Linked DNA regions of Mus musculus: all the other regions are linked to region 7. A link is a loop called in an ENCODE intact Hi-C map of the cell type or tissue named here. Cell type or tissue: heart. All regions are shown on one strand. Links, peaks and the distances in the headings refer to the core of each region. The heading gives the core; the rest is flanking DNA.

Region 1 (4,426 bases), core at 126-4,125, 130 kb after region 7:
ATTAAATTATTTTAATTTGTAAGGACTTTCCATTTTTTCTCTGATCAACCTCTACCCTGTTACTTTAGTTTTTCAAGCATCAGGGAGATTTAAGCCAACTTTTTGTTGTTGCTGTCAAAAGATACACTGACATATCATAAAGATTATAGAGATTTACAAAGATCAATCATCCATGTTCCATTTCCTATAAGACATCGCTACAGAGCCCTTCTGCATCAAAGCCAATGACAAGCTCATTCTGATGAAAAAATTTTAAAGTTGGACGTATTTATACCAGTCCTGGGGAAGGCGCATGTAGTTAAATAGGTCATTTCCAATTTTAACAATTCCACCCCCAATCCCATTCAGCATCTTTGACACAGAAACCCAGTTTAACTCCTCGTGGGAGGGACACCACTCTGGAGCTGCTGTCCCTGAGTGCAGCTGTGTGTCGCTGGGATACCTTCTTTACTTAAAGAGAGGCTCTTCAATGAGCCTCTGCTCCCGGCAGATGGGCTGCTGGGACACTGGAGAAGGGAAAATTTATTTAAAACATAAAGGAAAATTCACAAAATGTATTAACCACTGTGGGTGAAGGAGATGAGAAAGACACTGGTTGTTAAAAAAAAAAAAAAGATGAAAAAGTAGTGTAAGAGTTGAGCTCATATGTATTCATTCCTCTGTGAGGATACTCAGCGTGATCTATGTATCTACCTTTATCCCTCAATACATCTTGTATTGAGTATTTAAGGTCCAGGATTTCTTTGTAAAATAATGTTTACAACTGACTAGGACACCGCTGACTAGAATTTTCTCCTTGGAATAAATCCAATCATTTCTTCCCGCCGGCTTCTGCTGACAGGGTCAAAGGTTGCCTTAACACCTCTTTTCTTGAATCACCCAAAGACATACACCCCAAATCCTTAACAGCTCCCACCAACTTGCCATCTAAAGCCATCTCTCCCTCCTTGCTGGATTTGGTGAAGGTGCATAGGAAAGAAATCACATATACAGTAAAAAGCTTTGCACGGAATAACAATGCTTACTGCCACAGAGGCGGATGGCAGAGTAAATTGGGTCATTGACCTTGAACCTCCAAAGGCCTGAGGTTAGATCTGGATTAAATCACGAGTGAAATGATCACAGAGGTTTTGCCTCAGAAATTAGCACTCAGGTTGATTCAGTCTGACAGGAGAAGGCAAGGATGCCAGGGACTAAATTAAATAGAATTAGATTGTTATGCCTAAGTGGGGCATCTGTTGAGGATAAAGCTTTATTCTCATCCATCTTAACCTAATGAATACCCACGTTGGATTTTTTTTTTAATAATACATGGTTTAAAAATAGTTTTGAGATGGCATAAAGGATATTAAGACAGCACACGAGGCTAAAATTGTACAGTGGCTATACTCGTTGGGCAAAAATAGTTATGAAATTAATTACAGCTGAATGCCAGTCCTTGAAAACTACTGGCTATAGCCATGCCTCGTTGAGATATTCATTTGAATTCATGTTTAGTATCTTTCTCTATCAGACTTCTCTGTAGTATTATTGAAACTATCAACATTGGCTGAAGAAGAGTGATTGGGATCTTGAGTCTTAAAAGGAAGGGGTTTTCAGCAAATGGAACCTGGTTTGTAATAACAAGGACTATTTGTACACTGGGTATAATGAAACATTCCAGGGACTATGTGATTTTTTAAATACTTTTTATTTTAAATTCATTTTAAAGCCTTCTGCACTAGTTTCTATTATGTCCAATTGATTCAGGAAGAATGGACTTGGTGACATCTGGATATGTTGGCTTTCCCTCACTGTAACAAAAAGATTGACAACGTATTTAAAGACAAGAAGGCATATTTAATGATCTTAGTGCATGTTTGGTTGTCAGTGCTGCACTGGGGCCTATGGAGTGTTGCAATAGCCTGTGATGAAGAAGGTTCTTCACCTCAAGATGGTTAGATTGAAAAAAATAAGTAGAAGATCCGATATTTCAACAGTGTCCTCTAAAAGAACAAGTATTAATGGCCAAATTTCCCAGCATAGGATCCCACTTTCTTAAAATTTTGTTACTCCATGATAGATAACTCCATGATTGTCAAACCCTTAATATAGAGAGCTTGGGGGCATTCAAGGTCCACGATTTAGCACTGAGGGGTGGGGCGGGCTTAAACGTTGCTTGAAGTTCTAAAACGAAGCTTGGTTTGTAATTTCCCCACTTAGCCTTGCTCTGGACTCCATACTTTCACTCTGCCATGTTTGGAATAGAAATTCTTTGAACTTCATAGATCTATGGTGAACATCAGACCCATATGCTCTACTGTCCTGCCATCCCATGATGACTCTCTGCATACTGCATTCTTCAGCTCTGATGAGCGAATTGGTCAAAGAACTATCAGATTGAAAGGAAATGTTGTTTAGCAAAGTTTTCGTTTTAATTCTGGGTTACCTGGACTATCAGCACTCCAATCTAGCTCCATCTCTCCAACAGGGTTATTAGTGAGTGTCACTTTGTCCCAACCATACAATGACTATTGTATGACTATTTCTTCCATGTTAACCTAAACAGAAAGAAAAGAAGTACAGTAGATGCCCAGTCAGTATTTGTCTCCTGTTTATCTTCCTCCACTCCCTCTAAGCATGACTTCCACGCTTGAAGTCTGCCTTTCTACATAAACAAGCCTCTTAGTAAGCTCGAACGCCTGGTACATAGCCAGCACCCGATACGTTAGTCATCCTAAAATACGCGAGTTTGAATTCCCAGCTTACGAAGACTGAACATTTGCCACTCTCCTTCTTTTCTTTTTTTAAAATATTTTTTATTATTATGTATTTTCCTCAATTACATTTAGAATGCTATCCCAAAAGTCCCCCATTACCCCCCCCCCACTTCCCTACTCACTCATTCCCATTTTTTGGCCCTGGCATTCCCCTGTCCTGGGGCATATAAAGTTTGTAAGTCCAATGGGCCTCTCTTTCCAGTGATGGCCGACTAGGCCATCTTTTGATACATATGCAGCTAGAGTCAAGAGCTCCGGGGTACTGGTTAGTTCATATTGTTGTTCCTCCTATAGGGTTGCAGATCCCTTTAGCTCCTTGGGTATTTTCTCTAGCTCCTCCATTGGGGGCCCTGTGCTCCATCCAATAGCTGACTGTGAGCATCCACTTATGTGTTTGCTAGGCCCCAGCCTAGTCTCACAAGAGACAGCTATATCAGGGTCCTTTCAGCCAACGCTTGCTAGTGTATGCAATGGTGTCATCGTTTGGAGGCTAATTATGGGATGGATCCTTGGATATGGCAGTCTCTAGATGGTCCATCCTTTTGTCTCAGCTCCAAACTTTGTCTTTGTAACTCCTTCCATGGGTGATTGTTTCCAATTCTAAGAAGGGGCAAAGTGTCCACACTTTGGTCTTAGTTCTTCAGAACCCAGATGCCCCTCAACAGAGGAATGGATACAAAAATGTGGCCACTCTCCCTCTTAAAGGGGATTATAAATGGTTTTCTGAAAGAATTGGAAAGAGGAAAAGAAGGGGGGGGAGAGAATTGGGAGGTGAAAGGTTAAAGGAAGGATGGAAGGAGAAGTTTCCTCAAGGTTGCTGATGTAGAGTAGACTCTCAACTAAATGTGTTTCAAGAGTCTGCTTTGACCAGTTTCTCTTTTCAGTAGAACCATGTCTGTCTTTCGTATCTGCCTTTTCATTCAAACGCATAAGTTATTATCCTAAGAAAGCTCCAGGGGCTTGTAACATCCCTCAGTTAACTAAACTCAGCATTTAATAATCTCAGAAATAGTCCTGGATGAAAATAGAACAGGCATCCAAGAGCCCTAAGATCAGGGGATCTACATTCTCAATAGGATCTGTGGAACCCATTGATTAGCTAACTAAGACTCAAGGGACCCAGAACCTGGCATAACATTTGATTTCTCTGACACAGGAACACTGAAACTCATAATCACTAACCGTGTAACATCTGCTTGTCAAGTCTGTCTTCTATAAATTAAAATTTTAAAACTGTTATTTTCACATTGCTTACAAGTAGATAGGTAGGACAGTAAACATAAAGAAGACCCATTTTTTCTGGCTCACAGATTCTCTGATTTTGAAAATATACAAAGTAATACTCTCCCACTTTTTTTTTCATTTTAAAAGATGTTCAAGTGTATGAAGGTCTGAAAGAATTGGACAGTGAGCACTTCTGCAGCTGGATTCACCAATCATCAACAGTTTAGCTGACTCATCTGAAGGTAAACTGCAGATAGCAAACCCTAAAGACTTAATTAGGCATCTGCAAGGGCAAGGGCATTCTCCTGCATCAACACGTAGTTTTCTGACCCAAGACAATTAAGGTTTGTTTAAAAGCACAATTTAAAACCAAATTTCGATGTGTGTTTGCTCCAGAGAATGGCAGAGCTCTGTCCCCACTGGTGACGTGTACCCCAAATCCC
Region 2 (4,426 bases), core at 224-4,223, 150 kb before region 7:
ATCATGTGTTCCGGTGAGCCTAACATTGTTGGTATTGCTTGGTGATATCGAGGCTACCAAAGCCCCTCACCTCTCCTCCCGGGTTACAAGCCTAGGTTCCGAAGAAAATTATAAAATTATTATCTCTGCTTCTGTGTGAACTGATATTCTTACTGATTCAAGAGGAAAAAAAAAAAAACAACAAAAAAACAAAACAATTGAGGTAAACTTGGTTGCAGGCAGCAGTAGCAAACTAAAAGAGACAAATGGCCGTTACCCACTTAAGAAAATAATGTTGTGCTGATTGACAAACTGCCTTTACATCTCAGCTCCTAATGGCTCTTACAGAAACAGGGGCCTGTCAACAACAAACTTGATTTCTAAGGTCCCCAAGGTAATAATAATCCACTAATTTGACTGGCTCCCAGCTGGCCCTCTCCAGCAGTTTCTCTTTGGTTTTTGCAGCCCAGAAGACTTCTTCTCTTTGAAAAAAAAATGAGGGGGCTGGAGGTGGGCTGAGGGAAGGGTGGGCAGTAAAGTTAGGAAGTAGTGTGCAGGGAAAACACATGAAAATATAATGTGAAAGTTTCTTGTTGCAATAGAGCTGTTAGGTTTGGCATGAAGACGGCTATCAGATGCCTCCTTTGACATTAGTTGAGCCTTCAGTAAGTAAGACAAGCCTGAAGGATTAGGTTGTCAACTTCAACCTGTCATCTTTGGAGTCAGCAAAAAGAAAAAAAGGTGCTTTCTTGTTTCTTGCTTCTTTTCTTTTCTTTTCTCTTCTTTCCTTTCCTTGTCTTTCTTTTTTACTTGTCTTTCTTTCTCTATTTTTTCATCCCCCTCCCCTTTTTGTCACTGTTTGCATCTTCTCCACCAGTTTTGAGCTTTTCAGGCAAGGCAAAAGAGACAGTTAATAGGCGACAACCTCAACCCCACACTGCTCATGAAAGTGTCGTCTTTAAAGAGGAGAGAATCAAGCAGGCTGTAAGACTAATCGCCCTGCGCCGGTATGAATTTATCTAAAGAGGATTTCGTGTGGAACCCCCGGAGCCGGCCGCCAAACGGATGACTGCACAGTTTAAGAAAGTTAGTGGGACTTGTCCCAATCAACTGTCAGGCTGCATAAAAGGTTTGGGGCAAGCTGACTTAAGCAAACAATATTTAGCCGTCTAAGGATACCATAAGGCCTGAGATTTTGCTTTGTTGCGCTGTCAGGAAATATTGGTACGTATCAAGTAACACTCCTGGTGCAGAAGAGGTGCGTCTCCTTTCTGACTATCTCTATTTACAAAAGAGGCCTGTGCTCCCAGAAGGGTGGGGGCAGGGAACGTGCCAAACCCAGCACTTCACAGAGGTCCTTGCTTGCTTTTCCTGGGATCACAGTCTTCTTCAAAGAAGGAAAAAAAAATGAATTGAGCTAAAAAAAAAAATAAAAAATAAAAAAACCCAACTTCATTCTAAAAAAATAAAAATTAAACATTATTTGAATTTATAAATTCCCTGATTGCCTAGCAAAGACCCTGCCCATAGCCCCCAGACTGTCTGCTATGGATTCTTAAAAAACATGTTTCTCATTGTTTAGCACGTTCTGAAGTATGTTCAAAGCATCCGAGTCTCCAGTGTAAAATACAATCAGGAATATCCAGCTATCAAGCCTACACAGTAAACATTCTAAAGAGGTCCCATGAGCCAAAACTATTTTTGTTAGAAATAATCTCCACAATTCTAATGACTCATCCCTTTTAGTGTTTTAAGTACGTGGGGGAAGAAAAAAAATCATGATGTCTCCAGTTGGAAAATTGCATTGGGAACACTGAGTTGTTACTGAAGAAAGGCAGTTGAGTTGGAGAGTTTAATTTAAAAGGAAAAACAAAACAAAACAAAAACACAAAACAAAACAACAACAACAACAAAAACCCATCGTTCTTTATCAGAACACTCTAAACGTTCATTTGCTTCAGTATCGTTGTGCCTGGGGTGAAGTCCTTGAAGATTCTGGTGCTGAGAGTGTCAATGAAATACCCTTTGGCATTAAGCGCTCTGCCTTGAATCCTGATTGTGCCACCTGAAAGGAAAGGAACGGGAGTTCCTTAACGGCGTAATAAACCAGAAGAACCGAAGGGGAGAACCCGCTTGTTCTGTGAAGAAGATCGCTCCTAGTTAAACAAAGAAATTTGGGGTCGTCTGCTTTTCATGGAAATCTCCTACATATGGCCTTTGAAATTTGTCACTGAAGATGGGTTCCGCTCTAAGGTAAAAAGCCACTACTTTATAGCCTTTCAGCTGCAAGTCTCTGGATTTCCCCCGCCCCCTCTCTCTTGGCCTGCAGCCCAATATGAATGTATGATCACTAGTGCAATAGTTAAACATCTGAGTCTTTTTGAAGTGCCTTCAATGTTACAAGGATGTGATGGTTGATTGCCTAGCAGTCAGTTCGGAAAGGAACTACCTTCTGCCCCCTAGTGGTAGAAATTAATAATGGCTGCCTCGTCATACACCCTTCTCAGCCACCTCAGTTTTCCAGCGTTATGCTTAAATACTTAATGCTGCCTGGGATATATTTCTTTTTGCCCTCGAGACATGGGAACTTGCCATTTTCTCAGACTAACCTTGAGCTCTTAATCTTGTAATCCACCTGTCTCAGCTTCCTGACTGGTTGAGACTTGAGGTGTACCCTCTTGCCTTGGCCAAGGGTGCATTTTAAACAGTGCATGTCTGCACTGTGGGGAGGGGACTGCTTCCTGTGTCTCTGTGTCATACCTTGTATAGCCTCAACACTCTGCACTTCTCTGTTAAACAAAGTACACAATACTATAAACAGACATCGCCCCTAATGTAACTTTCTTCCTGGGAACATTCTGGACGGACTTAATGGGGAATATTAAACAAGTATGATCGGTTGGTGCTGCCAAAATTAGAAACAAAATGTACTTGTATTCAAAAAAGGTGCTGTGGGCTCTTGGGTATTGTGGAAACTTTGTGTCTCCTCCCAGAAGACACTTTTTTGTTTTGTTTTGTTTTGTTTTGTTTTGTTTTGTTTTGTTTTGTTTTTGTATTACATCAGGCAATATAAGCAAGTTGCACTAATTAGCACTGGATATGCCACAGGTCACATCTCCTTGTGTTAAAGGTCATCAACTAAGCCACATACACTGATATAGAGAAAGGGATTGTAGTGTGCTGTCAAGAATGTGCTGGGGCAGACACTGGTCACATACTACATATTTTCCCTCACTTGCAGGCAAGCTGAAAGGAATGTGAGTTTTGTTATTCGTTTATTTCCTGTATTGAGTTTTTGATTATTTTTGTTTGTTTGTTTGTTTGTTTTTTCATCTCTCACACAGAAGTCGAATTCCACATACAGCCAAGCATTAAAGGGCAGGTGGAAATGACATCCGCGATGTAGGTCCCCTTTAGGTTGGATATGTGTTTAGTGAGTGGAAAGGAGACAGAGAAGGAGGAGAGGGGGCCCTCAGAGAGGGGATGGGACAGCTGGACCATGTGGAATGTGTCAGTTTGCTTCTGGGCCACTATTGTGCTGCTGATGTTGGAATTCGGGCAAGGCGTGAGGTTATTGAATAAGGAGCCATGTAGATTCCAGCTGTCAACATGTGATCAGCTCTTTGTACAAAGAGAAGTTTTCTCTGGCCTCCAGTTTGATTGCTAGTGACAGCTACACGTTTCCCTGGGCTCTTTATGCTACCAGCTTGCATTTGGGTAGCCTTTGGCTCTGTTCTCTTTTCGGACTGGCCCTGTAAGCTTTAGTACCTGGCTCGTGAGGGCATGTTGACTGACATTGAAATGACGGGGACATCAGGCCTAATTCCAGAAAGGACATTAGGGCTGGGATATAAACAAACAAACAAAACAGTCCTCTTTTTAAAGAGAAAGTGCTTGCTATTGTTTATTTAGGTTTTGTGCACATCTATATGTGGTGTGTGTGTGTGTGTGTGTGTGTGATCTGTATGGGTCCATACATGTATGGATGGCTGTGTACTCAGTTCTGTTCTTCACCTTTGTTTTGACACAGGGTCTTTCCAGTGACCCCAAAGCTTACTGCTCCAACCATTAAGCCTGGATCTTTCTGTCTCTGTCCCTACAACCCTAGAGGTTTTAGACCCCCATTGCCACATCAGTTTTTATATAGGTACTGGGGATTTGAACTCAGGTCTTTATGCTTGTTCAGTAAGCATTTTACTCACTAATCCCATTGATCCATCTCTCTATCTCTACAGGAGTTTCCTTGCAAACATTTTACTTAAAGAGGGAAAACAGTATACTACGCCCTTTCTTACCGGAAGCATGCCAACTGCTGTGTAAGTATGTTAATGAAAGTCTTTCTTCAAACTGCTCCAGTGGACGGTACGAGCATCACGGTGCTGAACCGACATCCACGATTTCTTTTGCTGTCTTGCTATCAAGCACCTTTACTCTGTTGCTGATGCTG
Region 3 (4,426 bases), core at 295-4,294, 880 kb after region 7:
GTCCCCAGGGAGTGAGAACAAGCTGAGAGCCATCACAAGGCTGTCGGAGTAGAGGCACTGAGCTGTTAGGGACAGGGCTCTCTAGAAAGCGTTAGGCCCTATAATGTCTTGGGCACCCCTTCAGGCTCAGCATTCTGAGTGGAAGTGTGTGTGTGGGGGGGGGGGCTAGCCCAGGACAAGTTCTCAGTTAAGAGAACTCTCAGTTAAGAGAGTCCGAGGCTTATAGAGGGTATCCAGAGTTCGTTTTGGTGATGGACAGAGAAGGAATCCTGCCTTCCAACTTGCCAGGTCTAAGAGCCCTCTAAGCCTGCGGGGATACCCTGCTGGATGGTAGAAACATCTGCTTATACTGCAAAAGGCCTGGCCTAGCTCTGTACTTATTTTATTGGGAGATGTGAGGCAAAGGGTGTCCTAAACAGGGTCTTAGGCCTCTGAAGTTCGGTAAGTCCCTCCTATTTCTTCCTAGTTTAGCTGGAGAGATCTGATAGAAAGTGAAGAGAGGGTCGGAGGCAGCGTGGGCATCCCTTGTGCTCTGGCAGAGAGAATAGGAGACCCCCATGCGGGAATTGATGGGGACAAGGAAAGGGAAACCCCGACCTGCTAGTGGGGCGGATGCTTCCCTCTACAGCCTGAGACTTCCCGTGGCTCTCGCCTTGCGCCTAGCTTCGTCAGGCAAGCCTTGTTAATAACGCCCAGGCTCGATGGCCCCCGCCCTCCCCATCTCTCCACGCTTCATCCCTCTGCCTTACCACCCCCCTCCCCACCTCTTCCTTCCTTCCTGCAAATGGGTGTTAACGTGGGTCTTTATGTTCTGTCTATAACTAGGATGTAATCACGCGCCCCATGCCTCTCTCTAAAAGCATTTAATAAATGTCTATTAAAGCGCTACAAATGTAAGATGAATTTAGTGGCGCGGCTGCCTCCCTGAATCCAAACGGTAATGATGGATTTATCAACGGGGATTCGCCTTCAGCACAGCGAGGGAGGTTTACTCAGCAAATACGTCGGCGAGCACCCACCCAAATACAATCATTTGACCCCCTGCGGGCGTTAGCCGCTGTGTCCCTTCCCAAAGCTAGGCAGGCAGGTCAGGGTCGTCGGGGCCAACTCAGACCCAGGAGGACCAGAGGGGAGGTCTCATCCATCTCCTGGTGTCTAAATCCCTCCTCCTCTGTCAAAGGCCTTGGATCTTCCTCTCTTGGAGAGTGTGTAGGTACCTGGCCTACAGATTTACAGGTGGGGAGCAAAGGTTCTAAGGGCAGAATGAAGTGTGACATCACTGAGTGCTCCAGCATCCTTCTTGGTTTGGCAGAGATAGCGATTGCTCCTGAGTCTGCAATTGTGTAGCTTAAATGTTCTGGCTTTGACTAGATTCTCAAGGCCTGGGATGCTGTCTGACTGAGTTAGGGCACAGCTCTAGGACAGATGCCTCTGGTCTTCAGGCCTCCGGAGAGGCGAGTATGTCTATCCACCTTACCTCACACTCCTTAATCCCACTAAGACCAACCAGAGGTAGCCTTCAAGAGTGGGGCAAAACTTCTAGACCTTTTCCTCTAACCTGATCCTGTTCCTCACAACCTGACCCTGCCTTGTCCACCTGGTCATTTAAAGTTCTCTGGACCATGGATTTTCAGAAATTGGTTTGGGTTGTGATCTTTAACACCCACGGTCCCATGAACTACTATATTTTTATTCTTTTTCTTTTCTTTTCTTTTTGTCTTTTCTCTTCCTCCCCCACCCCCTTTTTTCCGAGGAGGGGTTAGTGCTGGCCTGTTCCATCAAGCCCAGTTCGCATTTGCGTTGGCTTCTGAATTCTCTTTCTTCTTTGGAAATTTCATTGAGATGTCTCTGTACTCCGCTTGTCAGTTATCTTTGTTCCTCTTAAATAAAGGGCTTTTAAATGGACTTATTGCTCCCAGCGTGGGTTCCTCTCTCTAAATGTTAGAAAATTGTGCCATCTACCCGCTATGCCGAGTACTGTCACACTTGGAGACCTTGGGGACCTCCGGACTGGCTTCAATGCTGCAGTGTCAGGGGCCGCTGCGGGCAGCAGGAGGAGGGGCGGCTCACGTGGATTTTTACAGCTCTCCGCCTGCAGCCAGCCCTCGTGGCCGCGACAGGGCATGGCCCGCGATGCGCGGAGCCTCCTGCTTTCTGGCGGCCAGGAACTTGGCTGCAGCGCTTGATCCCGGACCAAATCGCAGGCGTGGCGCCGGGGCTCTTCCCTTCTTCGTGAAGCTGTTGCCGGAGGAGGCACCTGGGTTGGCTTTAGACTGGGACAGCCACTATGGGTCACGGATAACAGAGGACAATGGGGCGAATAGGGCCTGTCCGGGAGGGGCAGAAGGAGGCTGTCGCAGCGCTGTTAAAGAGCTCTCGGCAACGGCAACGTCTGCATGGAGACTGAAGCCGGAGGAGAGCAAGAGCGGCTGAATGCCTTCCCACGGCTCTTGGCCAGAGAACTCCTGGCCCCGTAGTTGGGATACAACTTTCAAATTTGTTCTAGTCCTGTTCGAGAAAGGGCAGAACTTTCCTTAAGTGGAATGCGGTTTTGATGGAACGCTTCAGAACAAGTCAGGTGTATGGTGTGGGGTCTCCTCGCCATGACCCCTCCGGAGTAAAACACCACCCACAACCGCAGGTTATTTTGAATGAGTTAAAATGGATTAACAGTTTAAATTTTATTATGTAGCTACCCCTTTCAGATCTCCCCCCCCCCAATTTAACCCATTAGGGGTATTAGCTATGTTTTTTCCTTCCAAGTGTCAGTTGAGTATTTATGCTTTTGCAGAGGGGGAAAATCTTCGATACGGCGTATGGCTTTTATTACATGTTTCACACTGTTCAAGAAATGGAGTTTTAAGCAACATACAATTAAATCTATATTGCTGTTTGGAGGAGGGCCAAGGAACTCGGCAATCAATTAGTTTAGATCTTTTGATACTTGTTGCTAAAATACAAGTATAAAACTACAACCTTCAGGGCTAGCTGCTCCCCTCCTTTTAACAAGAAAGCAGGCTAGTTAGGAATGTCAGAAGGAATGGCAGTTGCTCTTGCCTCCAGTTTATCCTTTGAATTCTTCAGTGATACTCACAGATTTTTTTTTCTACTTCCTCCTTGCCTTCCCAACAGTTTCTTGTCTCCTGTTTTTAGCTTTGTTTTAGGATTTTGTTAATAAATTTACTTTTTAATTGTATTATTTACAAGTGACTTTTTCACTCATTACTTTCTTTTTCTTCTCCTGTAGCCTTACACCCAAGAAGGAAAACGGCTTAATATCTACCAAAGTACACTGTTTTCCCAACAAAGGCAAATTTTATTCTTTACAGCCAGTGCAGGGGGGGGGTCTCTCTTGTTTCTTTCTTTCTCTCTATCTCTCTCTCAAACAAAATAAAACAAAACAAACCCCACTATTTCATTAGTAATCATTTACATGGAGCAGAAACTGCTGCTTCTGTCAAAGTGTCACCATTTATGTCCCTGCCTGTCTCTGGGGCAGTCCCTTAGGCTATTGGTACTCTTTTTTGGCCTCCCTGCTTCGTGAGAATAAAGGAGTGAATATCTAGCCCAGAAGACAAAGAGGGGAGCCTATGGGGTCTCCATAGCCCATAAGTGGCTGCAAAGGCAGAGAGAGAGTTCTGGAAAGAGGGGTGCTGATATATTTTTAAAACCTTTCCCCTCAGCATGGTCTCAGCTCCCCCCATCCCCCACCCCCGCTTGTAGGGGTGGGGTCTAGGACAAAAAGTCCATCTCCACCTCTGTCCCCTTCACCAGCCAATGATAGCCAAACTATCACCTCCTCCAGCATGGGGTGTTTAGAATATCCCTTTCTTTCCAAAAAGGTTCAGAACCCGGTGAAGTGTCTGGGCAGAGTGGAGTGCCCCTAATAGCCTTCAGAAGTGTCACTTTTCTTCCCAGGAAGTGAAGACTCCGTGACAGGTGGGTCGTTTGCTTAGACCTAGGGCACAAGCCTGGCAGGTCACGGCTCCCTGCTCCAGTAGGCTCCCCACTGATATGACCATGAAAAAAACTTCTGCCCTAATTGCTAGAAGGTCTGGGAAACATTTTCTCTGCGCTAATTTTATATTTCCCCTTTCCCCCTTCCAACATTAAACATAATTTTGCGCTGTCAGTGTCACTAAGATTGCGGTTTGCTGATGTCTCTACTTGGAAACACGACCTCCTCGCCTCCAATAAGGAGTCACTGCCTCCCCATCAGGAACTTCTGGGGTTTTGTGACAACGCAGAGAAGAAAGGGAGGGGAGAGGGAGAGAATGAACAAGGTAGTAAAGACAGTCCGAGGTCCAAGATTCCAATGCCTCTTAGCCTGTGATGGAAGTAGAAATGTTCGGTTGTTAGCTTATTTGTTTAATAAAATCCATCCCCCCTCGTGTGTGTGTGTGTGTGTGTGTGTAAAACAGAGAAC
Region 4 (4,426 bases), core at 280-4,279, 350 kb before region 7:
GTAGTTGATTACGTGGTTCAAACTTAGACTGCCACCAGTAGAGGAAGCTGCTATTTAATTGAAGTTCAAAGCATCCAATAGGACTGGTCATTTTGTTTTGTTTTAACACAGAGGAGGTTTAGAAAGTAGTTCAGTACAAATACACTCAGTAGAGTTTGAAGGACAGAATGTTCTTTTGGGAAACTGTTTTCTTATGCCAAGGCCAACATTAAGAGGAGCACAGAATATTTTGCTCATCAATGAGTAAATTCATTATTATGTTTATTCACTTTTTTGTCCAGGTTTTAATTCAATCTTTACTCATAGCCTTCAAAGTCAAATATGTGGTACTAGAAACATGAAGAAGACTAAGGCATTCCTTTGCTTAGGGAGTTAGAGTTTAACGAGAGAAACCTAGAATATGAAAGGATGAATATAGAATGGAGTGGGCACTGGTCCAGGAGGACACAGAATACAATAATAATGGTGTTTGGGGTTGAGCCATTGTCTGGCGACTGAGTCTATAGTTGGATAAACATGACTAAGGGAAGTATGGGTAGATTAAGGAAAGGATAGACACCGGGGTAATTATCTGAGGAAGGAAGACTGTCTTTTACAGCCCTATGAAGAAAGGCTTTCATAAAAATTACATGGTCAAATTGGAACCCGGAGAAGCTGGGCATGGGGAGGTCAGGTGAGGCTAGCTATGGGAGATAAGAAGCACAGACTTTATTATCAAGAAGCCACTAGACTGAGTACAAGAAAATGTCAGTTCAACATGAGAGGAAGTTCAGTTGAGAAATTATTTACCCAATGGTGAGGATACATAAACAAGCACAGAAAAATACACTTGAAGAGACTGATATTAAGGAAATGTCTCTAAGAAGCCAAACTTATGACAGGTTAGAGATAATTAGGAAAGAGAGTGGCAGGTCAAAGATGCTCACAGCTGTGTCAGTTTGGCAACGATTGAAGAAAGAATAATAGACACTGTATTCCTGAAGAGGAGTAGCCATGCTACAATGGGAAGAAGGGAGTCCTTGCAAACTGATGGGTGAAGATGGGTTGTAATGGATTACTTGCTTGATAATTGAAAAAAATCACCCAGAGATTCCATATGCCAATGTAGAGAACACAACGTAAAAGATTGAACTAGAACATGCCAGAATTTCTACAAATTCAATCATAGAAGGGAAGTTTCAAAAATAATGTATTTGATTTTAAATGGGCTTCATTAATTCATTAATGTATTATCAATTAACTTATCAAGAAAAATTCTTTTAACATTTAATATAATGGGAAATAACTAGGGATCAAGAAGCGATAACGCATGGTCTATAGGGGTAAAGTAGCATCCACAGTAGCCCACGATTTTATAGTTTGAGAAAACTTTATTAGAACACACATCTATATTGATTCAGTTAAATGTTGCCTATGGCTATTTTGATGTTCAGTGGCTCAGATGAGAAGGTAATTGTAGAGATTGCCTGATTCAAAAAGCTATGTAGGAGAACAGCAGAAGATGCTCCCTCTAACAATCAAAGAAATGGGAAAGCCAATGGGAATATATTTACCTGAATTAGGAAATTGGTATGGTTCTTCCTGTGTCACTGAACCAACTTGAAGAAGGATGCTTAAAATGTTTTAGTAGAATATTTGTTCACTCCATCCACCTGTTGCCGGCACATGAAGGTAAATGGTGCATGAATGGCAAGGAATAGTCAGTACTGGAGTGTGGATGGCCTATGGAAAGGGTCACTGGAACCCACAGACCTAAAGCAAGGTCGGGGAACCCTAAGGAGCAGCCACAGGAGGGCAGCAAAGTCACATGATGTTAAAAATAGCTCCTTGGGAGCAAGAGAGGCCAGCAGTGTGCCTATTTAAAGAATTATCTGGAATTTAGTGTAATGCAGCCGAAGATCCAATGGGAGTTGCTTTAGCATGACTAATAGTTTCCCCTGGATCAAATTAGGAAGTACTCAGAAATAAAACTTTGCACTTGAGAGAATCCACATATTTGAAAACAAGAGAGAACTTTGATTATCAGATGATGTGTCAGTTAGTTCCTGGAGAAGGTGTGTGTATGTCCACTTAAATAATGAATGTCCCCATTTTATCTGAGTCCTTCAGAAAATGGCATAAGCACACTACCACCATAATCCTGCAGTGAAAACAAAATCTTCTTATAATTATTTTACAGCAACAGTAGACATTGGACATTGAGAAACAGCATCTTTCTTTCTCTCTCTCTTTCTTTTTTCTTTTTTTCTTTCTTTCCCTTCTTTTATTTCTATCTGTCTGTCTGTCTTTCTTTCTCCCCTCCACCACATTTACTTATTTTGTGCTCTGCTCTTGCCAAACATTGAATTTGAGAAGGGGAATATAGCACAAGATTAAAAAGAGAGTGATGGAGCTGTTTTTTAATGTTAAAATCATGCTCACACCAAGAATAAAAAATACCCATAGGGAATAGATCCTGACTTTAAAAGATAGTTCTGCTTTTATTTCTGTTCCTTGCTTTGATTTTGGTCATATGTCATGCCACATTTTAATTTGAAAATGTAGACAGACATCTAAAATCTTTGGCTTGGAAGGACAGAAGATCAAAGTTTTAATGTAGACAAATGTACTTATTCCATTTTTTAGACTTTATTTTGAAATTTTATTTTCAAACACTGAGCTTAGAATCAATTTTTATAACCTATTTAATTGAACTTATATACCCCTCCAAAGTTGACATGGGTCTTAGAGGTGACAAGCCAGTTCTTGACAGAGGCATGCCCACCATTCAACCTTCCTCAACCCGTTCTCATCTCTGGTGATAGTCTTTGTTGGCTCATGGCGGTGCATCTATTAAATGCTTGCTGAAATAATTATATTTTGAAAACCCTTGATATTTAGGAGGAAATTGATGACTCTCTAAATCAGGATCAACTTTGACCAGATCTTTCCAACTAAGAAGAAGTGATGACTAAATAATTATAACAGTTATAAGAATTTTTTTTCTTTGATTATGACAATAGATAAAAGCTTACACATTGGGAATTAAAAGGAACTTTAGTAAAAAATAATAATTAACTTTGTAGGGGTGTATGTATGTGCTAAAGGGAGAAGGCAGAGAGATAGAGAGTGTAGAAAGTAAGGGAGGGGCTGAGACAAATGGAGCCCTAGCAACTTTTGAAGCAGCAATAGAAAGATGTATACATAAATGTACAGCTTTAATAATTTATAGACTGTTTTCACTTACAGACAATTCACTAGGCTCTGCCCAATAGTTACCTTGCAAGAGCTTGCACTGCTGCTTGCTAGCATTGAGCCAGGCATATAAGAAGACCTCTCTCTCTCTCTCTCTCTCTCTCTCTCTCTCTCTCTCTCTCTCTCTCTGTCTGTCTCTCTGTCTCTGTCTCTGTCTCTCTCCCTACATGTTCCTGGCTCATCTCTTCCTCTCTTCCTGTCTTTCTTCTTGTCTTCCTGTCTTCCTCACCCTCTCTCTGCCTCCACCCTTTTCTCTTCCCCAAAATAAATCTTTATACTGGTCTTGTGCTATGGCATGATTCCCCACATGGGACACCCCTGCAATTATACCCAATTGTGCCTCATTATAACATATAACAGTCTTTATAGAAAAAAAATGTACGTAAGTCTCTAGCACAGTTGAATTCTAACTACAATTCTCCCTACTTGCTTCACTTTAAATAACTGTTCCTGTGCTGTGCAGCTTCTGCAACCTCAGTGCCCTGAGCTTTGCTTCCCAGGCCTTTTATCAGGTTGTGGATGGTGAAGGATGAATTTTCCAGGTAAGGTCTCTGAACATATATTTGTATTGCCGCATCTGCGACACATGTGGATAACGGATTCTGAGTTCTGAACAAGCAGCCCAACCCTAGGAAATGAATGGAACACTGGGCTTCTGACCTGCGGGCCCTGAATTCCGAAGAATCCTGCTGTCTGCAGACATCACATGACACAGCGTCTGGAGAGTCAAATCATTCGGTGATATAGCTTAAACTGCCCTATGGACCCTTTAGTCTCTTTACTCAGTAAATTCATTCCTAATTAAAGACAAGCCTTCAACTATAGCCACACCTTTTTTTTTCTGATAAAGAGAAACACGGAAAACACCAACTGAAGGAGTAGAAATGAGAGGAAACAAGAGAGAAAGAAAAGAGAATTTTTTCAGACACACCTAAGTGTAACTTAAGCCCCATCATATGACAATGCAGGTTGGAGTCAAAGCTAAACTCTTGCCTTATACATGCGTCTATTTTCCATATGAAGGATTGTCCTCTATGGCACTGTCATAAGTAGCATCTTAATTAAAAGAAAAATGAGGTTGTCCTACAGATCTAAGTTGGGAAAAATACACAGATACTGTGAGTGAGGATAGGATGGTGTTATCTTTGCAGTTAGTCAGCATAAAATACACATTTACCCAAGTCAGTACCAA
Region 5 (4,426 bases), core at 242-4,241, 140 kb before region 7:
GTTTGAAATCACAGCATCCATGATTCACCTCAGTTGTTCGAATGAATGAGATTTTAGAACTAAGGTGGCATGCCTTTCCTTTAGGGGAGGGGGCTGTATAAAATGCTTTGTTAGACTACTAATTTTTTAAGATTTTTGTTCAATGGAAATATTTTTTCTTCTTTTTCTGAACATAGGATCTCATTGTTCTAGGCTTGCCTCAAGCTTTCTGTCTAGATGAGTTTGGACTCAAACTCCTAATCTTTCTATACTTCCTTTGTGCTAGGACTGAAGGAGTATACTGTCATAGCCAGTTTATATGTTACCAGGAAAGAAACCCAAGCATAAGGAGCAAGCATTCTACCAATGGAGACACACCTGCATAGCCTGCTTTTCTTGTCCTTTCCTCCCTCCCTCCCTCTCTCTCTCTCTCTCTCTCTCTCTCTCTCTCTCTCTCAAATCCATCAAACATACTTGTACCTAATTGTGAGAATTATCTTCCTTCTAGATATCAGGATATAAATTACCAAGTACACACACACACACACACACACACACACAATTTAAATAACAAAAAGCAATGAAGCAAGCAAACAAATCCTACTCTGATATACTTGGAGGTATAAAATGTTCTCTTTGAATTGTCTAATGAGTCAGATTAAATGAATTCTCTACATTGTGTTGAGTTATGTCCAATCAGATTCATAAGGGCAAATAGGGGTGAACCAGCCAGGGACATGACCTCCACTTGCCCCCATAATTAGTGTGTATTGTTGGGTGAGAGGGGAGAGGTGACTCAGTGGGAAACAGACCAGCTATTTAGAAGACGGCCACAAACACTTTCTGTTTTCAAAACGTCCCCCAGATACAAGCCATCAAAGGATATGAGGGAGGTAATTTTTGAAGTTCTGGTTATACCTCAGAATATTAAGGACGTTCTCAAGTCCTGCTCATAACTCAGAGTTATAAAGAAAATGCTACATAATGAAATAATCAGAGAAGTAGATAATCGTTAAGCAGAAACTCCCTTTGGCCTCCACACTAATCTGGAAGGGAAATGCAGGTTAGAGAAATCAAAGCTGCAATCTTAATTTTCAGAGCTGCGTATATCACAGGACATGGGCAAACCAGGAAACAGAGTTTGGGCAGGAGGTAGGATGAAGCAAAGAGTGTACCCTGGTGAGTGTGCCCAGGGTGGTTGATAAGGAAGTCTAAGGAATATATGGTGGGGTTTCCACTGGAGCTGCTAACTGGGAGCTACCGTTTCTGGAGCCTGGAACCTTGAGGCTTTTGCTGGTGAATTGTACTCAAAATAACCACATTGAGGTCAAGCCACCCTGGCATGAGCGACTAAGACAGCTAAACAAAACAAAGCAAACCCAAGAAAACAACCCCCCCCCAAAAAAAACCCCAGAAGCTTATGGTCTACCTACTGAACAAAACAAAATCAGCTTTGGTTAATTTACATTTGCTTAATTTCTCAAAAGTTCCCTTTCCCAAGGTGTCAACCAATCTTATTTCTAGTTCGCTTCTCTTTAGATAAACCTATTTATAAAATCCCAACTCATTGACTTCTGGCAGAGATCTGTTTTCTACGCCATGAAATACACGGTGTGCAGAAAATCCTCAGCTGTGTTTCACAGAAGCAAGTCGCTGTAAAACGGAGAGGATTGTACCTGACCAAAAGGCAACCTAAACTCACAATCCACACAAATAGTTTCCTGAAACTTTGTTTTAAAGTCAAAGGTAACCCCGGTGCAGTGGGGGAATCAGGGGCTCCTTCCCTCAGAGCTACAGTTCAGGAGAGGTATGGGAAAGGGCTGGTTTCCAACTGGGGCGGCAGAGTGCTCAGATGTCTTCCTCTCAGTTATGTTTCCTGTTACAGCAGTAGCTAGGGGGTGATCACAAAACAGGAGGATATTTATTTCCTGGTTTGGGCTGACTAATGAGCCTGTAAGAGATACTTGGGACTTCTGTGAGCTTGCTCACACTGGAATGTCTCTCAGTAGCCTGGTTCCTCTGTTCCCCTTCCTCTAATATCAGGGGAAGGTGTGTGGCCTACTGGTTCCAAACTTACAGAAAACAGAATGGAACACAACCAAGGGCTTTCAGGGCACATAACAACTGCTTCCTCATTTAGTAGCAAACTAAGGGCTTTCAGGGCACACAACAACTGCTTCATCATTTAGTAGCAAATGCAGGGGGATATGACTTCTTTACATTATGTTTTCCAAATCCTACTAAGTAATTTTCAAATCAGGGTAAAATGGGAAGGAAGCAGAAGAAAATGAAAATGCCAAAAATGAAAATTAGTTGATAAATATAATACCAGATTCACCATCTCAACCACAATAATAATGCTAAATGGCATATCTGAAATGATCCCACCAAGTCCCGTCCCTCTCATAGACTCACAGGATATCCCGTCTCCTGCAGAAACAAAACATGGAAATGAATCAGCCGATAAAGGATTTTCTCCCATTGAAGATGTTGGTGATTTTGTCCTGTGTTGGGGAAGTTGAACATTGAGATGGATATTCATAATCTGTAGAGACCTCTGCCTCCCTCCTGTGCAATGCAACTGTGTGTGTGTGTGTGTGTGTGTGTGTGTGTGTGTGTGTGTGTGTGTGATAAAGAATAGCAGACTAAAGGTAAAATGCTTTATCTAAATATGAGAAAAACTCATGCCATAGACTGACCTAAGAATTTAATTCTTTCTATCATGGGTGGTTAATCTTTTGACTGACTCCCCCAGCTGACTGCTTTTCTTTTTCTTAGGATATGTGTAGATATTAATGTAGTGTCAGTATATAGTTTACCTTTTTCTTGAGGGTACTTAAGAAGAGGATAAGCTAATAGCTCAAGGAGGTGTAGTGATGTCATAAACAAGAGCAATAATGATGGTTGTATTGAGCATTCATTCTGAGATCATTCCAGAATTCTTACCACAATACTTGTCATTTCCAAAACCTGACTTGCTCTTATACAACAGGTATTTTTATAAACTTACAGCTGAAAATGCATAGAGAAAAAAGGCGTTCCTTCCGTTTCCAAGATTGACATGACCTAGAGAAGAATTGTTCTAGAGTCAGATTTAGGACAATTTTTTCCTACGCCTTCAAAAGACTTGAGCTTTGACTTTCTCCCCAAAGATAAGCTTAGTAGCATTCATATGTCTTTCTGCACAGACCAACATGGAAGGTTTGCTTGGGAGAAATATTTCAAAGAGGAAGTGAGGAGAGATGTGTGGCGTAGGCATCTCAGGCAGCTTTCAAGGTTAACACTTACTCCTGTTTCCATGGCCTGCTCCTTTTACTCAGAGACAACATGATCAGCTCTGAATAGCTGCTGCTGTCACCAGCCTCTTGCGTGACACCTGGGCCAGAAAGCCATAGTGAAGAGTGTGTTCTTCACAGAGCATTTGGGGAAAGCTACAAATAGGGGCTATGGATTTAATTGGAAAGGAGGGGAGGGGAGGGGAGGGGAAGGGAGGGAGAGGAGAGGAGATCTATAGTACCACTCTGAGCTAACTGGATGTCTTACCCACATTTCCACTGTGGGCATTTAAATGGGCCACCCAAACTCTTGACATCCTTCACTGACCCTTCCTAAACAATTGTGAACCTAATGACTTTGTTTTTGGATTTTGGAACTGAACTTCACAGGGACTGATTCCAACCTTGGGTGGTGCTGAGAAAATTCAGCCGTACCAGAACTTGGCTTAGACCACCAGTGCGTTTCATGTGAGGGCCTTTTCCCATAATCTGACCAGCATGGTTTATGAATGTTCTGGGGAGCAAAACCTGGGTCCCAGAGGCCGAGAAAGGGCCATGCCCTGCTCCATTAGAAGACCACACAGCCATCCACATTCCCCTCGGAGTATTTATAGTTCAAAAAAAAAATCACATCACCTCTCTCCTTCGGAAGCTGCGGGTGAAAGTGGGGAGAGAGCCAGGAGCGCAGATCGTGTCCTCCAGCTGAGAAAGCCTCACTCTTGGAAAAGCTAAGAAATAAATAAATAAGTGGGGGGATATCCAAATGGGATCGCTCTTCAAACACTCAAATGATCTTATGCTAACAGTTGGGATTAAACAGCTGTCTTGTGGTTGTGCGATCATAACAGATGCTGCGCGTTTCCTGCTTGCTTTGTTTTGGTTATTGCTGTTTGTGTAGTTCATTGGGCTGACTTCAGCTTATGGGATACAGGTTTTTATGATCCTTCTGTGAGGCAGAAGCAGCTTCATCATCTCTCTAACAGGAGAGGGGATGTGTGAGAGGGGAGTGCGGAGGGAGTAGATGGTGGACTCTTCGGTGTCTCACTGGGAATGATGTCATATTGGTGAAACTCTAACACTCCGGTTTATGACCACCTTGCCATTAAAGTGGTCTCCAGTCTTTATTTTTATTTATTTATAGTTTTTTTTTTTAGAGATTTTTATTCTATCCT
Region 6 (4,426 bases), core at 150-4,149, 81 kb before region 7:
GGCAGTGGGTGGGCAGGACGGAGCCAATGGTTACCCTTAGTCATATGCTTCTGCATACTTAGCATGAAGACCTTTGAGATAATTACATTCTGCATATCCGAGCCAACTAGCAGAGCTTCAAGATGACAGGAGGATACATCTGGGCCCGATAACAATTGCAAATACTCAGGGCACACTCTTAAAAAGAGCTTGTGTTACCATGTGAGACAGCATGTTTTACAACACTCACAACAGTCAGATAAATAAAACAGCTCTCGGTGGTGCAAAGCTTGCTGGGGGAAAAATGTATTTCGTAACATTTCATTTAGAGCAGAAAAATTTCCCCACTGAGAAGGGAACATTTGACCCTGAGAAAATGTTAAGTTCTTTCCACAGCTGCTTGAGGTAATGACAACGCAATACTCAAGACTGCTATTAATGATGTTGTATGGAAAATGACATCACCTCTCCTTCAGAGGGACAGTTTTGGAGCTATGGGTCCAATTTGAAAGACTAGAGAAGAGCTGGTATAAAAAGTCAGCCTCCTTACACAGTTCCAAACAGAGAGAGCTAGAGTGAAGAGTCTGTCTGTATATTTATGTTTGCACCCATGCTAAGCGGAAGATTTTTTGTTCGTTTTGAAACTGTCTTTCGGGGCAGGCTTAATGTGTGGAGCACAGCTGAAGTCAATTTCAATATTATCATTCATGCTTTGGAGTGGAAGTCAGGTAGGAAGAGGAGAAGCCGGAAACTAAGTCGTCCACACTTACAGAGATGCTAACCATTGCAAGTGAGTTCCCAAGCAAGCCGGCTGGCTCACAAGTTCAGTAGCCACCAGGCCCCTTTCCTCCTGCTGTAGAGAACTGCAGGATCAGAAACAGAGGGGCGCATTGACTGGTGCCTGCCACGGCCCTCCTTCCCCCTGGTGCGACTGCAATTTGGTGGATGCAGTTTGGCATGTGAGTGGTTAATATTCTTGCTCTTTCATTCTTGGGCACACTCTTGTAACAGTGGAAATCTCACACATTTACCTTTCCCTTCTGGACATTCTTCTTTCAGACTTGTCTGTCAGGATCAGAACTTTATCCTGATGGAGCAACAACTAAATATGTGACTCCCATCTCTCAGGCACACTGGAGCCCTTCGCTTTTTAGTAAGTTTCACTTTCTGAGTTTTAACAGATAAGGGAGGGGCGAGGGAGGGTTTTGGTCTCTGTTTAGCAGATGTGACTGACTGGGGCTCAGCTGTATGAGGATGCCCCTTACCCCACATCCCACATCAGAACCTTGCAGAGCCCAAGCTCAGGCCTATCGGATCTAATTAGATAAAGACCCTTCATTGATGAGACTACTTTAAAATGAACAGTGATTTCAGCTTCAAAAGTGCATGCCTTTCTTTTCTATATCTCAGACATAGAGCAAAGTCAATAGACCGACCCGCCCACAATGTGTTCTAAAATAACCCTGAATTCAGATGCACTGAAAAATGGTTAAATGAACTGATAAAGCATAGGGAATAACATATAATATCCTGTAGAGATGTACGCCTCCTACATAGATGGATACTGAATATACCTCTAAACATGTGTTATTTTAACAATCACATGCTGTAGCTCCCAATTTATTCTCATGAGGAGGGAAATAAACACAGATTTTCTTGACCGTAATTAATGTGTTTAGGGACCACACTCCACGTTTTACTGAGTCCCTGTGCACTGGGCTCCTTCGGTCATCTCTCTTGAAGACAAAATGCACCTTTTTCTTAAGTAGTCCCGAGGTTTGGTTTGTTTGTTTATTCAGGGGATGGTGGAAGGACATGGTTTCTCTGGAAAGCTGGCTCCTGTGTTCTCAGGGGTTATAAAAATGGGAATCATTTTTATTGGCAATCCCCGGGAATAGTGCTGAGACAAATGGAAAGCTGAAGATAAGGATCCTCTGAGGTGCGAACATACAGCTGTTGGGAATTGCCAGAGAATCGGACCAATAAAGGAAGTCACTATTTTTCCAGGCCTGAAGTGAGTTATAGGGCGAGACGGGTGTTGTATATTTATGTAAGGCAACAGCAGGGAGTTTAAGCGGCTGGATATTGCTGAAAGAGCATCATTCACATTCAGGCGGAGACAAAAGGTGGAAATGAAGCAACATCCTGGCCAAAGAAGGCCTCAAGACAGAATAATAACAGTTCAGAGAGGGGGGCTGTGTGCACGGCCGAGGGTCGGCCTCAAAACCAGGAAATGATCGAGATGCCTTGTCAGATCTTCAGAAAACAGTCACACACACGCACACGTGCAGGGATACACATACACACTCAAACTCAGGCCTGGCCAAGTGTCCTTGGGAAGGAGGTCATTTATCTTTCATAGAACTGTGGACAGAATTACCTGCAACCTTCATCAGTGTAGCCAACAAGATTGGCTTACCAAAAGTGCTGGAAAAAAATTGTATTTTGTACTGTTGTATGTGTACACACATACATACAAAAAATTTTTATACACACATATGTATAAAAATATGACATCCACATGTGTCAGCAGGCCTCTTGTTTGCTATCTGTTTTACACAGACTTCAAACTCACTGAGTTAGAGAAAATTCTAATTCAGGAAAATATTCTAAGAACATAGATCTGGTTGTCCTAGAGTTCCAAGGAAGGGGATGGGCAGGCAAAGAGACTGTCTTATCTTCTTGTTTATTTATTGTCCTTTTGCTTAGAGGAAGTTGCAAGCTGAATGGAAGGCTCATGAAATCCCATTCTCCTCTTGTGACAAATACTAAGAGGAAGAGAGAGAAAACCCGTTTTAGGGGGTTGGGGTTAGGGGTGGGAGAATGACCCCAAATAGGAAATAGAGGAGTTTCAGCATTCCATATCAATCTTTATAGGTAGTCTGTGGCAGTCTTGAATTTTTTTCTTTTATCCTCCTAAGAAGAAAGGGAAATGAAGAGACGACAGGGGGTTGGGGGGCAGTTATGGGGATAATTATGATCAAAATAAAGTGCAAGGAAAAACATTTTTTAATTAGTTAAAGAAAGAAAGAAAAGAAAGAGAGAAAGAAAGGAAGGAAGGAAATATTCTAGTATACCCAAATGTGAAATGTTACTGACCTTTCGAATGTTGGGTTGTAGATGTTTCTGAAACTACTCATTTGAGTACAAGCCAACAAACCAAGCACAATTAAACTGAACATATCCTATCCTATAGCCAACTTTCTTTAACACTAAACCTGAGTGGTCATTAAAATAAGGAATGGTAGGCACAGCTGGCCTAAAAAAATGGTGAGAACTATCCAAAAGTTATCTGAGGAGCTGATAAGAAAATTTGGGAAAAATTCAAGAAAAATTAAAATGCTTGGTAGTAAGATGAGTGCTTTGTGCACCACAGAGTCAAGGCCTGGCATGAGCTTTTCTTATTCATAGTAAGAACAGTATGACTGAGAAGGGTGTCTTGTGAAGAAAGGGTGTTTGTATCCTTGTGGGTATTTTCCTCAAATGTAAAGGGATCAAAAAAAAAAAAAAAAAAAAAAGAACAGAATGGCTTTCACTTTTTCTTTCCTTTTTCTTTCCTTCTTCAGTCTATGGCTAAATAAGCAGGAAATCAAAACAGCCAAGAGTGATAACTAAGCAAGATGAATGGGATGCACTGGAACGCAGTAGCTTCCTCCCCACACTCTTCCTACCCTGCCCATGCCAGCTTTCTGCTTCAGGTCCAATATTGTCAGAGCATGGGATTCAACAACTTTCCTAATCACCAAAGGCAAGGAAGACTAAGAAGTCACATCCCAAGAGTTAGCAACTTGTGTATGGTGACAGTTTGTGCTGCAATTGCTGGTGAGCCTACTAGACAGAGTAGAGAAGACAAAATCCTTTAGAAACCACATATGTAGCAAAGTGGTTCTCCTTTCCAACTTACTATTTTCCACTGGGGAAATATATAGCCCAGCATCTCAGGGCTGGGGTCGTCACGCAAGTTCATTCCTGGCTTCTGAAGCATCAGGTAACAGGCTGGGCCATCTGCAGGTTTTCAAAACCACGAGTCCAGTGGTCTAATCCTGTATGGAACATTTAGTGTTTTGATCACACATCCCATCTTCTGCACCACAGTGCATCTCAGGGCATGCTTGCCTGGCAGTAAAAAATTCACTCATGGAGAACATAGAGTAATAGGTCACTTGCTGAAACATACATAACCTAGAAGTACCTGAAGAAAAATGCCCTTTCCACAGAATTTAATAACCATTGGGAAGTAAAAATCTTAAACAGTCTCCATATAAGTGCTTATGGTGTGTGGGCTGATGGATAGACAGGTAGTCATAGATAATACAGACAGAAACACACACACACACACACACACACACACATCCCTTATAACAGAGTTAGAGGGAGAAGGAATGTGTCCTTCCTTTGGATTCTCCCTTAGATATTTGAGAAAGCAATTGATAGTTACATCGCAACA
Region 7 (4,426 bases), core at 217-4,216:
TTATACTCAGGTCACACCTTGGTTTCAACACTTTGCATGCCCATTTATTTACTGCTCCGTTGACCTGTGTCCTTTGGAAGTCTCAACTGTGCAGTTCAGGCTTCTGCCATGCACTTGGGCTTAGCAGATGAATGTCCAGTGTTTGAGAATGGATGAATGAATAAATTAATAGATGAATGTGATCATTTCTTCAGTTAACTTCCATCGTACAATCAACTGTTCTAGACCTTATTAGCTTTAGTGAACTGTGTTTTTATAGTCCTCTGTTGGTCATCTGGGATTTAGTTGGCCATTGCTAAGCTTGACCATGCTGCCTAGGTTGGGGAAATTCACCCATGCACACTCTTCATTTCTCATTTGAGAGAGAAAATGCTGCCCAGGCATTAAAAAAAATAGCCACAGCACTTATAAAACCCCTTAAGTCATATTATTTCTACTACTTCCTATTGGTCAGAGCAAGTTGTAAGGAAAGCCCTAGATCAAAAAATGAAGTAATGAATTCTTGCCCTTCAGTCATACGACAAATGTCTCTTCTCAAAATAAATACAAAGGGGTGGTGGAAAAGTTGCTCACAGTAACATGGGCTTGGGAAGTGGCTCATTTTCTCAAGTGCTTGCAGTACAAGCATAAATTCCTGGGTTCTGATCCCAGAGCCCGTTTAGGAAGCTGGAGTGTTGAAGTAGATTTACAACACCAGAGGTGGAGAGGTGGAGGCATGAGAACACCCAGGGCTGTGTGCTCTTGCAGGCTAGAGAACGGCATCAGTAAGTAGGTACACATACATAAAAGCAACTATATACACATACGCACACAAGAGAGATCACAGTAATAAGCAAGCCTATTAAGAAAATGTTGATAACCACATGAAGATAAGATATATTTGTTTACCAATTATTAGAACAGTGAGAGAAAATATCAATATTGGTTCTTCACCTTAATTTCACCAACACAGAACCCACCCAGTGACTTGAATGTGGTCTCTGAATACATATTTATAAAATTAGATTGAAATATAGCTGAACCAATGAAGAAAGGCATTAACCATCCAAGTCTGGGATCCGGGTCTGATTCCCTGGATCTACGTAAAGGTTGAGAGAACAGAGATCGAGTCACCTCAGTAAACGTGTCCTTTGACCTCCACACCTGTGTTTGGACACACTCGTCTATCCTGCCCCACACATGTAGACACAGTAAGCAGTATATTTTTAAATTTAGAAAAGTCACAATAGGAAAAAATCCTGATGGTTTTATTTTTCTGTACTTTTTAAAGGCAGAATTCTCAGTGGACAGATGTGTTGTTGACATAAGATGAAAAGCTAGATGTGAAGTGTTGACTTTAATGAGTAAAAATAGTTTTAGGCTCCCTGTTCACATGTGTCACCCATGGAAGTTCATTTAAACCATTGCAAGCCTCCAGTAACAATACACAGGCTGACCCTTCCCTTTTGCCTCCCAAGGTCACTCTTTAAAGGGGCTTAGTGAAATCCCTGGGTAAAGTATCTCCACTGCTGCGCCCTTACAGAGACTGGGTTCCATCAGGGTGGATGCTTAGCCTCCCAAGTCTAGGCATTGATTTACAAGGAAGAACATAGCTTAGAAACAGGAGAGAGGAAGAGAAAAAACAACTAAAACCCTGGCAATAATCAACCCTTGTGAATTCCTGGCTTTCTTCCCTGGGGGGCCCAGTGGGGCCCACTCGACTGGGCCAACCCCACACAGTGCACACTGGATTGGTGGTCCGCTTATCAGGGAGAATTCCACCCACTCGGCCAAAACATACAGAAGGAAGCACACAAGAAAAAAAAATGTGAGTCTCAGATGCAAGCCTGGGGATTGAGCTTTGTGCAAAGCAAATAAGATGAGAGGGGAATTTTTCTTCACTGTTTTTCCTGTTTCACAGGACAAGCACTAACGAGATGAATCCTTAGTATATCTGAGGAGCTTTACTGCAGAGAGTGGCATGTTAGGTGACCAAAGGGATGCTTTCGGTCATTTGTCCTAAATTTGCTCTATAAATGCATTATTTAAATGTGATGTAGTTGAAATCATCCCCGTTTGCACTGCTTGATTTTTATTCACATGCTACAACTGCTATGCACATTAAAGCTATGCTGCATGGGAGAGAATGCGCAGAGCTCCCTTGAATGACCTTCTTTCTGTTGGGTTAGTGGACAGTGCCAGGATTCAGGCTTACAGACATAAAGCATTGAGTTCTTTGAAGCAACAAGATGGTTGCCTGATCGAAACCTTTGATCTACCAGTGTTTAGGAAGCACACCCTTCAGACCTCTAAAACCATGAGCCAGTGGATGTGCCACCCTTGGTCCACCTCAGTCTCCTGGGTTGTATTGACAGGCAAAGCTTTCATCTCATAGGGCCATCTCTAACATCACGATTTTCTCTCTACATTTTTCTATATTTATAATCCCATCCCATTTTCTCCTAACAACCACCTGTTTAGTAACCCTTTGAAGGACCGGTCTGCAGAGGTTGAGTGCATGTCCCCATTCAACTGGAGCAACAAAACTGAGAGTTCTCGGGGCCATTGCTAAAGTTCCACTGTGACCCTGGACTGAGAGAATTGAACGTTCTTAATAAATGCTCTGTGGTTGTCAACTTCTCATCTATACAGAACACAATTGGCTTTCAGAGGGGAAACTGGAGAATTTAACATGCTCATTCATGTTTCTCTAGATTGCCACGCTACTCCAGAATAGAGGAGGGAAATCAAATCGGAGGGAGGGATGAGTAGAGGAAACCAGTAAGATGGGACCCCAAGCTGTTCTCGTAGATACAGCTGCAGGATTCTGCAAGCACATGTCTTGTTTCCAATGGACTTTGGAAAGGCGAATCCATCCAAGTTATTTTGCCATAAAAGGGAATCATCTCTTGAGTTTGCTTTCCTAAAATCCTGTGAAGCGGAATGACCACAGCACTCCCTAAGGTCCAGAGCAAAGAATCTCCTTCTCCTCCCACATCCCGACCCCTCAGGAAAAAAAAAAAAAGATTTCCCACTAGAAGCTCAAATAATTACAAACATTCTTTGGACAGAATACAAAATTTGGGTAACAGGAGCTTGGTTTGCAGAGGGAGAGTGTGATTCATGTGTATCGTTTGATTGTATATTATCTATGAAGCTATCAAATTTGGGAGTTGACTACACATGATAATGGGTACAGGGGTGCTGTGTGTGTGTCTGTGATACATGTTTCCTTTGATTCTCTCTTTGCTACTTAACTTTAGGAAGAGTCCTAAAAAGAGACCCAGGCACTGCCAATCTCTGAAATGGAGTCTTGCTTCTTAAACCATGTCTAGGTAAATTACCTTTTCCGTGTGAGCATTTCCTTTGAGGAGAATCCTGAGGAGGAGCCTCCAGGGAACAGGCTAACTTTTTAATGGCTCTCTCAGATTAAGAGGAAGGAAATATGAAGTCCTTGGGGGAGGCACTTCGCTAGGCTGTCTGCATCCTGTAATTCTTCCTGAGTCTGTGAATCATACTTTTAAGACTCCTTTTCAAGGGCATTTGTCTTCCTTGAAGAGAAGTCCAAAGCCGAGAAGATGAGGTTTAAAATAGATCTCAATCAAGCTTTTGCCATAAAATCAATTGTGGGGGTCTTGCTGTCTACCCTAGGAAGGTTGACTCTGGTTACATACATGCCTTCTGTCACCATGGGGGACACTGCATAGGATGGTTCTTTAGCTTCCTTTGAGTTTCAAAATTTGCCAATTTTCTGTGTCTTCTCTGTTTCTTTGAGCTATACTGCATACAATTTCCCAGTCACAAGCTGCACTGGAGAATGATTTCCGGCTTGCAGGGAACACTGGAAGGGCTGAGTTGTTACAGCATCATTCTTTGAAATCACTTTAGGGAGAGGTCTTGCTTTTAAAACAGCATTCTAAATGAAATATCCAACAAGCAGACAATTAGAAAGCACACTTATACCAATTCCACAAAGCCAGCAGCACCTTTCTAAACAATTTCTGCCATGACTGGGCTTTATCATAGAGTGAAGCATTAGGTCACTCAAATTTCTGAAGAATTAAGGAGCAACAAGAACACAATTCTTAAAGGTCTAGGGTGTTACAATAGCAACAGCTTCAGCAAGAAAGCGCATTTTACTGAAGCATGAATTTTAATCTTTAAAGAAAGCATTAAAAGTCAAAAAAGCCCGTTGAAGTGTGACAAAGGACAAATACAAACAATATGGAACAGCAACAGAGCACACAGCACCAGCACTGAGCATGCGTGGAAACTGTGTGCTATGACCACACACCACCTGGCAATGGAGGTCATAAATGTGCCCCTTAGATGTTGGGTATTAATGATAGGACCAGATGTTGTAAAATGGCAGGGGATAAAACTTTCCATTCATCTCAACTGTGTTATTAAAACTAAAAGTGCTCTGAAAAGTTTTGTTATTGCTTAA

The links. A loop is a pair of places that touch in the nucleus more often than their neighbours do. Peaks named below come from ENCODE experiments on the same cell type or tissue, not always from the same donor. Only the 100,000 strongest peaks of a DNase experiment are listed, where the experiment ranks them.
Region 1: a loop joins it to region 7, with 7 times the contacts of the local background. A loop is called at or near these places in 5 of 42 quality-filtered maps.
Region 2: a loop joins it to region 7, with 3 times the contacts of the local background. A loop is called at or near these places in 5 of 42 quality-filtered maps.
Region 3: it touches region 7 in a loop (5-fold over the local background); 2 of 42 quality-filtered maps call a loop at or near these places.
Region 4: it touches region 7 in a loop (4-fold over the local background); 3 of 42 quality-filtered maps call a loop at or near these places.
Region 5: a loop joins it to region 7, with 2.3 times the contacts of the local background. A loop is called at or near these places in 4 of 42 quality-filtered maps.
Region 6: it touches region 7 in a loop (3-fold over the local background); 5 of 42 quality-filtered maps call a loop at or near these places.

The regions. Positions count from the first base shown.
Region 1 is chr7:71,095,161-71,099,586 of GRCm38, reverse strand. Gm36011 (a long non-coding RNA gene) reads left to right here. Exons shown (of 6, transcript XR_391596.1): 4 at 4,131-4,225. All of the region lies in intron 1 of Gm39033 (a long non-coding RNA gene), which reads right to left. Among named protein-coding and RNA genes, the nearest start is that of Gm39033, 6.4 kb to the right of the region's middle. In heart, for the core only: no CTCF peak of the experiment used is centred there; no DNase peak of the experiment used is centred there.
Region 2 is chr7:71,377,272-71,381,697 of GRCm38, reverse strand. Gm29328 (a long non-coding RNA gene) reads right to left here. Exons shown (of 3, transcript XR_001778177.1): 2 at 4,275-4,426; 3 at 1,813-2,044. It overlaps Gm36260 (a long non-coding RNA gene), which reads left to right and starts at 1,878. Exons shown (of 4, transcript XR_882213.2): 1 at 1,878-2,232; 2 at 4,215-4,295. In heart, for the core only: a CTCF peak has its summit at 2,452 (motif pointing left); no DNase peak of the experiment used is centred there; H3K4me3 peaks cover 588 bases; H3K27ac peaks cover 3,405 bases.
Region 3 is chr7:70,344,019-70,348,444 of GRCm38, reverse strand. No RefSeq gene overlaps it. Among named protein-coding and RNA genes, the nearest start is that of Gm29683, 8.4 kb to the right of the region's middle. In heart, for the core only: a CTCF peak has its summit at 1,983; DNase peaks (open chromatin) are centred at 734 and 2,124; H3K4me3 peaks cover 1,467 bases; H3K27ac peaks cover 1,580 bases; H3K27me3 peaks cover 2,899 bases.
Region 4 is chr7:71,579,362-71,583,787 of GRCm38, reverse strand. No RefSeq gene overlaps it. Among named protein-coding and RNA genes, the nearest start is that of Gm44689, 120 kb to the left of the region's middle. In heart, for the core only: a CTCF peak has its summit at 1,783 (motif pointing right); a DNase peak (open chromatin) is centred at 1,807; H3K27ac peaks cover 284 bases.
Region 5 is chr7:71,368,392-71,372,817 of GRCm38, reverse strand. It overlaps Gm29328 (a long non-coding RNA gene), which reads right to left and starts at 2,586. Exons shown (of 3, transcript XR_001778177.1): 1 at 2,395-2,586. In heart, for the core only: no CTCF peak of the experiment used is centred there; DNase peaks (open chromatin) are centred at 1,827 and 3,987; H3K27ac peaks cover 2,112 bases.
Region 6 is chr7:71,309,334-71,313,759 of GRCm38, reverse strand. No RefSeq gene overlaps it. Among named protein-coding and RNA genes, the nearest start is that of Gm39034, 24 kb to the right of the region's middle. In heart, for the core only: no CTCF peak of the experiment used is centred there; a DNase peak (open chromatin) is centred at 2,139; H3K27ac peaks cover 1,054 bases.
Region 7 is chr7:71,228,386-71,232,811 of GRCm38, reverse strand. No RefSeq gene overlaps it. Among named protein-coding and RNA genes, the nearest start is that of 6030442E23Rik, 14 kb to the right of the region's middle. In heart, for the core only: no CTCF peak of the experiment used is centred there; a DNase peak (open chromatin) is centred at 1,721; H3K27ac peaks cover 1,257 bases; H3K27me3 peaks cover 1,105 bases.